Regions from separate parts of the Homo sapiens genome. Here all the other regions are linked to region 2. Evidence: read pairs that join two places in POLR2A ChIA-PET (ENCODE). Cell type or tissue: OCI-LY7. All regions are shown on one strand.

The links. Peaks named below come from ENCODE experiments on the same cell type or tissue, not always from the same donor. Only the 100,000 strongest peaks of a DNase experiment are listed, where the experiment ranks them.
Region 1: POLR2A ChIA-PET joins it to region 2 with 5 read pairs; 1 of 35 experiments calls an interaction of 5 or more read pairs at or near these places.
Region 3: POLR2A ChIA-PET joins it to region 2 with 6 read pairs; 2 of 35 experiments call an interaction of 5 or more read pairs at or near these places.

The regions. Positions count from the first base shown.
Region 1 is chr6:149,245,818-149,248,317 of GRCh38, reverse strand. The region is part of intron 1 of TAB2-AS1 (TAB2 antisense RNA 1); the gene reads left to right. It also overlaps a transcript of TAB2 not described here. Among named protein-coding and RNA genes, the nearest start is that of TAB2-AS1, 10 kb to the left of the region's middle. RefSeq lists an enhancer at 1,232-1,281. In OCI-LY7, no CTCF peak of the experiment used is centred here; a DNase peak (open chromatin) is centred at 1,367; H3K4me3 peaks cover 717 bases; H3K27ac peaks cover 768 bases.
Region 2 is chr6:150,408,785-150,411,284 of GRCh38, reverse strand. No RefSeq gene overlaps it. Among named protein-coding and RNA genes, the nearest start is that of IYD, 41 kb to the right of the region's middle. In OCI-LY7, no CTCF peak of the experiment used is centred here; a DNase peak (open chromatin) is centred at 1,374; H3K4me3 peaks cover 1,438 bases; H3K27ac peaks cover 1,368 bases.
Region 3 is chr6:150,719,568-150,722,067 of GRCh38, reverse strand. All of the region lies in intron 2 of PLEKHG1 (pleckstrin homology and RhoGEF domain containing G1), which reads right to left. Among named protein-coding and RNA genes, the nearest start is that of PLEKHG1, 120 kb to the right of the region's middle. In OCI-LY7, a CTCF peak has its summit at 1,089; a DNase peak (open chromatin) is centred at 1,117; H3K4me3 peaks cover 1,792 bases; H3K27ac peaks cover 1,422 bases.

The sequences.
Region 1 (2,500 bases), 1.2 Mb after region 2:
CAGGTTCGAGCAATTCTCCTGCCTCAGCCTCCCAAGTAGTTGGGATTACAGGCGCCTGCCACCACGCCCGGCTAATTTTTGTATTTTTAGTAGAGACGGGGTTTCGCCATGTTGGTTAGGTTGGTTTTGAACTCCTGACCTCAGGTGACCCACTCACCTCGGCCTCCCAAAGTGCTGGGATTACAGGCATGTGCCACCATGCCTGACCTTAGAATGTTTATTTCTTTCTGTCTTTTATTTTATTTTACTTTAAGTTCTAGGATGCATGTGCAGAACATGCAGGTTTGTTACACAGGTATACATGTGCCATAGTGGTTTGCTGCACCTATCAACCCACCATCTAGCTTTTAAGTCCTGCATGCATTAGGTATTTGTCCTAATGTTCTCCCACCCGCTGCCCCTACCCCTCAACAGGCCCTCGTGTGTGATGTTCTCCTCCCTGTATCCCAGCGGATTAAGATGCTCATTTCTTAAAATTCAGGGGAAAGATGGACACTACCGGTTCCGTGGCCCAGGGTTTTGGAAGAGGCGGCCTCCGGATGACTGGATGCACTTCTCCCTGGGACTCACCCTGTGTCGTTACAGCTCGAGCTTACTGAAAATAACAGACAGACACCTCCACTTGTCCCCTCCAACAGAGTGGCTGCACTGGCAGCTCTCTAATGAGTTCTAACCCCATAGGGGCAGTTATGAAACTGATGCAAAAAGGATACAATCAAGATAGAAGTCAATAAGGAGCACAGAAGGCATGAGTAAGACTTGCATCAGAGAGGCCAAAACCCAAAATGCGCTGGGGGTTGTGGGAGCGGCTGAAGAGCCTGGAGAAGCCGCTTATAGTCATTTTAAGTCAGATTAAAGGAGTGTGTTTGGCTGACGAGAGGACCCCATGCTTGCATGTATGGAGCCTTATCTCAGCTTCCATACCTACAAAGGGGACATGATTGGTGTCTACCCCAGAGAGTGGTTTTAAGAATTAAACAAAATGACGTGTGTGAAACTCTTGGAACAGTGTCTGGTTCATGGCAGGAGGTGTCCGTGACGTGCCTGAGGCCATTTGTGTGCTTACCTGTGTGTTTCTGTAAAGCAGACCCAGTGCAGGGCACCAGGGATGTGGTGGGAGCCACACGGGATGATGACGTTCCTACCCTCAGGGAGCTCACACTTACGAGGGGGCAGTAGAGGTTGGGAGTGGATAGCCTTGGAGGAGAGGGGTGGGGGTTGTCGGGAAGAGGGAGGGCTTACCTGAGCAGGAGCTGTTGAAACTGCAAGGGAGGCGGCTGGGTGGTGAGGGCAGAGCAGCAGCAAAAGGTTGGGGATAAGGAACTGAGAGTGGGCCCTGACTGCTGAACAGGGACTGCTGTGGCAAGAGGCTTGGAGGAAGCAGAACTCAGGCACTTTCTGTTTGGTTTTAGTCTTCCTTGACAAACAGAATCAATTTCAGATGAAAACGGCTTCAATATTGCAGAGAGGAAATCAAAAGAGCAACTTAGCCGAGTGTGGTGGTGCATCTGTAGTCCCAGCCACTCAGGAGGCTGAGCTGGGAGGAGGGCTTGAGCTCAGGAGTCCGAGGCTGCAGTGAGCCGTGATTGTGCCACTGTGCTCCAGCCCGGCAAGAGAGCAAGACCCAGGCTCATACAAAAAAGAGCGCCCAGCTCTTCTGAATCTGACCTGGCCCCTCCGCCTGAGCCCTAGGTTCCCGCCTTCCTTGGCCCTCTCATGTTGACTGTCACGACTTAACAGCCCAGTCCAGGAACACCTGCGGTGAACTTGGGATTTCTTTGACATTTCAACTGTTATTTTAAAAGGCTATGGTCGAATAGAAAACAACATAAGACCTTCTGATTAGCGGTTTTAGAAAAAGCTTTGTTTCGATGGTGCAAATTAGGTAGGTGGAGGAAATTATCCATGAAGACTGGAGTTTACATTTTCTGGAAATTGTTTCATGCAGTCTTCTAGGGAAAACAGAGTCCTGTAAAAAGTAGCCTATTGAACACAATTTGAAATTTTAGGCCTGAACAGACCATTTGCTTTTAGGAGCAAATGCTAGGGAGCCATTTCCCTTGAAGGTAGAAGTGGGCCTTTGGTAAAAAGTCCAATAACCGGCCGGGCGTGGTGGCTCATGCCTGTAATCCCAGCACTTTGGGAGGCCAAGGCGGGTGGATCATGAGGTCAAGAGATCGAGACCATCCTGGCCAACATGGTGAAACCCTGTCTCCACTAAAAATATAAAAATTAGCTGGGCGTGGTGGTGGGCGCCTGTAGTCTCAGCTACTTAAGAGGCTGAGGCAGGAGAATTGCTTGAACCTCGGAGCGGAGCTTGTAGTGAGCAGAGATCGTGCCACTGCACTCCAGCCTGGGTGACAGCAAGACTCTGTCAAAAAAAAAAAGTCCAGTAACGACTGTATAATTTTTAAAGTGTAAACGCAGAGGAGGGAGAAATGTATAGACAGAAGTATTTGTTTCAGCTTTGCTTGAAGAGGCAGAATCTGGAAACCATCCA
Region 2 (2,500 bases):
TTCATAAAAAGGAAAATGGCATTTTTAAATCATATCTATTTGTATGTAAGACTTGGAGAAGTTTTAATACCTCAATATAATTTATCATTTTGAAGTGAGTCATTTATCTCCATGGCTATGATCTATGGCTTCTTCTATGTCTGGAATGCCACATGTCATATTAAAATTAAGACTGCAGCTTTAAGTGATGAAGAACAAACACTGGAATATTCTTTAGAAGAGCCTTTCCACACTCAGGCTATTTTCAAGTGAGCTTATGTTTAGACAACTTAACGAAATGTGATCCTCTTGAATTAAGGTTTATATATTTACACACACAAGTGCCAGAAAAAGGGAAATAGCTTATTAGAACTTGCCTTCCTTATTGTTTTTAACTCGCCTGTTTTTTGTTTTTTAAACAAGTTTTAATAGTGCCACCTCCCTTAATTCTTGAAAGTAGACATATTTTTTAAAATAAGAAATATTCATGCAATTAACAAATACTCATAGTACCTCAAGTATGGACTTAGCCATTAAAACGCATGTTTAGATATGAATGAAGTCTTAAGGAATTAAAGCTACCACCATTAGCTTTCATTTTAATGTCCTGTATTAGTTTTAATTAATGGACATCCTGTCTCTTTTAAGCTATATTTTCTCTCCAGCTCCTCCCCCACAATTTCCCGCTTCTAAGGTCACTGCCAGAGTTCATGCTGGCTCTGGTTGAGTTTCTGCCTCTAAGCTAGGAAACTCTGGGTTTTGCTTTCAACGTGGGAAAAAAATCACGCATGGATGAAAACTGGCATAAGTTAAATCACCTAATTCCCTTAGTCCTTAATTAAGGGAATTGCAGAAGTGTTCATTTAATTACATTTAAACACCTAACTGAAAATCAGAAGTCCCCTAACTTCTAAGTTCACAAAGAGTCTGTGATAAAAGTTTCATAAGGCCCCATTTCAATTTTATGAACTGAATCCTTGCTTGATACGTTGGGGATCTCGTATATTTCATAGAGTCATTTTTTGTTTTGATGGTGAATATATGTTGTTATGGGATCACTAGCCCAATTTTCATTCTTTCAGAAATTAATACTATAACTTTGAAAGGTAAAGAAGAGACCACACAGGAACCAGGGAAAAAGCTACCTGAGAAACCAATTTGTAGTGTCATGGGCTTTGGAGGAGCTGGCCCGACCTGCCAACCAAATGACTGGGCCAATGCACTCAAACCCCTTCAAGCTACCCTGGCCTGGTGCTGGGTGGCCATGTCACAAGCTGGTGGCAGGGCCCTGATTCTGCAGGTGCAGGACATTAACCCTGATTTGTGCTGGGGCAGCAGCTGAGCCTGGCAGTCTTTGAAATGACATTTTGAGACAAAGTGGGGGGGCTTATTTTGTCTTTCCTACTTCCTCCTTCTAGTTTAATTGAGTCCTTGCCAGATGACACTTGGCAGGATGCCAAGCCAGCACTTGACTCTTACTGCTAGAAATAGTGTGTGTTTGATTAAAAGCTAAAAATTGATGATATTTGATCCCTAAGTCCAAATACTGCCCCATGGAGGCATGCCAAAGCAGGTTTTCTATTCTGAGGAGCCTTGCTGGAAGACGGCTGAGTACACAGGACCATTTAGGAATCTTTTCAAAATCACAGTCCTCATATTGTTTGCCAAGTGCTGTTCTAAGATCCCTAAATGTATTAACTTCATAATCCTTACACTGATTCCATGAAGTAGGGACTATTGTGATCACTTTCCCCTGTCTACTTGTAGATGTAGATCTTCGATGGAGGTGTTGAAACACTTGCCCAAGATCACCATTTAGGAGTAGGGCCAAGTTGTCTGGCTCCAGGGCCCATGCTCCTACCCACTAGTCACTGTGTGCCAGTGTCCCACCGCACCTCCAGTGAGATGGGTTCATTCGTCTGCAGTTCACATGGGTGCTTTGAAATCCGGGAGGAAAAGACATCATTCCTCGTTGCAGTCAGGGCTGCAAGGGCACTCTCTTTTTTACTTCTTTATTGTAAATGTGCTACTCTCTTTTCTAGAGATACTGGTGAGCTCTAGAAAAATGTTCCCTTCTCTTAAAAAAAAGTTTTTCTTAAAACAAAGACAGAGAAAGAAAGAAGGGAAAAAAGGAAAGGAGGGAACGGGGTTAATTCAGTCAATGGGAAGCACTGGTGGGAGGAAGAGAAAACTTAAGGTATGCCTCCTCCGCCTCTGCCTCGGGCGGCGTTGTTGGCTGTGGCTGCATTGCCCTGGCACCAGCCCTTCTTGGCAAGCTGTCTATGGTTCCACCTTCCTCCAGGTGCTCCCAGACCTTGGGCTCTAGTGAGGCCCCTCCAGCCCCGTCCCTCTAGTGCTGGGTAGGAGGGGTCAGGGCTAATCACTCTTGCCTCACTCTCCCCACAGTGCAATCAATTCCTTGTTTTAAATTCCCCTTCTGAAAATAATTAGCATGGTATCTCTCTACCTGGCCAGATCTTGTCTGAGCGGCCCTGTAATCTCTTAGAGTGCAGCAGCGTGG
Region 3 (2,500 bases), 310 kb before region 2:
TTACTGAGTAAAACGAATAATTTTGTTCCTTTCATATTTCTCTGTAAATATCTCTTCTTCAATAGCTGTATTACTTTTATAATCTGAAAAAGTTATTTAAGGAAATTAAAATCACAATGTCAATTGGTGTCAGATATCTAAATATTTTAAATTAAAATAATTTTTATATTCAATATGTGATTAAGGAATGCTGAATATAAATATCTTTCAAAATGCATCATTAAATTCAAATAATGAAGCCAAATGAAATCAGATTCCAATGGACAACGGCATTGAATACAATCCACGCCTCCTTTGCCCCAATCATTGTTCCTCACAAAAGTGTTTCTTACCGAGAAACACTCAAAATGGAAACTGCATTTTCTTAGGCAACTTTGGTTGCCACTAGACTCAGACTAAACTTCATCACTGCAGTTGCTAAGCATACATTTGCAAACATTTATTTTGTTCCTCCAACTTTGACTGCATATGAACCTCAAAAAGAAAGCATATGAAAATGTTGGGCATTCGGCGCGTGACAACTGAGGATTTTAGAGTTCTCCCCAGAGTCAGATACATCAGCTCTCTAGATATTTCAACCTCACTTTAAGGAAAGAGCAAAATCAGATGAAACTAAGACAAAAACTATTGAAGACAGGCTGCAGTTCAGATGGAGGGGGAGAAAAAAATCATCTTCCAGACTTCAGTCTATCGCATTTGTAACAGAGAGTTTTCCTTGATCCAGCCAAGCTTCCGTCCCTGCACACTTGTGAAGAAAGCCCCCCCTGCGACCCCTTCTCACCTCGGTGGACCTCTCTGGCTGCTCCCAGAGGGAAGGAGCGTTTGTTCCTGCATCCTTTCTTTGGGGACACTCACATTAGCACCTACCTCTGCTCCACTCAGGCTTAAGCACATCGTCTGCCTTCAGCTGATGCAGTGACCTCAGTCAGGTAAAAGAAACAGCCTTTGCTAGTCTGTGCAGCGCCTTCCGTAGAAATATTGCATGAGTCAGCTTTTATCTCCCAAACCCAACACACAAAGGCTTTACAAAAACCTGATTTGCAACTTTCTCACTGCCTTTTTCCCCCTAGTGTGCAGACCACAGACTTCAGCATCACTAAGAGCCTTAAATGAAACATGACATCATTCAATTGAGAAACAGGACAATAGACACCACTGTGGGTAACTCGAAAATGCACACTTCACTGAGCAACACCCTACCACTTCCATTCTTTTGTGAACATCAAATACAACCCACACTCGCCCAAAGCTGCTGGGTTTCACCTTCCTGGCTCTGGCCACAGTTCTCATTAAACTCCATAAAATAAGCAAGATCTTTGGAGCTCTGAAATTTTTAAGTTCACTTCCTGAATCATGGGCTTGTTTCAAAGTAAAGGGACACATCTTTTCACTTTCAAAGTAAACGGACACATCTTTAAACTGAAGTTTTAAAATGCAGGTTGGGGTGGGGGTGGGGTGTGAATAACAGCCAGTGGAAGGCAGTTTGGATAATTAGTTTCTGTTAACAAGACACTTGATAGAATTTTAGGTGAACAAAGTTTAAGGAGAAAACATTTAAGGCTGACATTTAAAAAACATTTAAAAAGCGTATCTGAAGACAAATACCTAAAATTGGTATGTACATGCATTTCTTTGGAGAACAGTTAAGTTCTGTGATTATATATTCATAAATACTAAGTAGTAAAGACAGAATGATCTAGTATTCATACAATACTTTAGTAAGTGAGACCTTCCAATTATTTTGGGTTTTTGATTTCTCTAAGACCACCAGTCCTTCTTAAAATGCTATATCTATTTTTATAGAAAGATTCAGAAGGCGTATATTTGACAAAGATCTTGAGTTCTTTAAACGAAGGTCTCCAGAAGCACAAAAATGCTATTGAAAACTGATACCACTGCACTGTGGAACTCAAATTCAAAATATGGATTATGTCTTTGCATAGACATCTAAAACTGAACTATTTCAAAGGATGAAAACCCTTTAAATAGAAGTTCCATTTAAAGCATTCATTTGTGGTTATGGAAAACACCACTAGCAGATCATTCTTAACATAGCTATTTCTGTCATGCCTATTAAGTGATTTTAAACTAACAACATAATAGGATAATTTGTTTTAATGCTGATTTCCTTTCAAATCAGGCTGAACCTACACATGGCTATTTAAATAAGTGATTTTTAAAGGAAATAGTTCAGAAGACAACTTGTTGGAATTTCTCACAAAATTCACCAGTTTGATGGAAATCAGTAAATCCAGCATGCTGAGAAGGCAGTTTGAGAGGCAGGGTCCTCCCTGGGCTGTGGAGACTCTTCATCCTCTATTCTGGCCTCCACAGCAACCCCTGTGGCTTCCCACATCATGTCTGTGTCTCCCATACCAGTGCCTAAGCTGGGCTCTTCCCTCCTGCTCAACGAAGAGCCAGCTCACATCAAGCTCCCGTTTGATCTGCTACAACCACTCCAACCCACAGCTCTTTCCATTACTTTAACAGCTGTTTATTA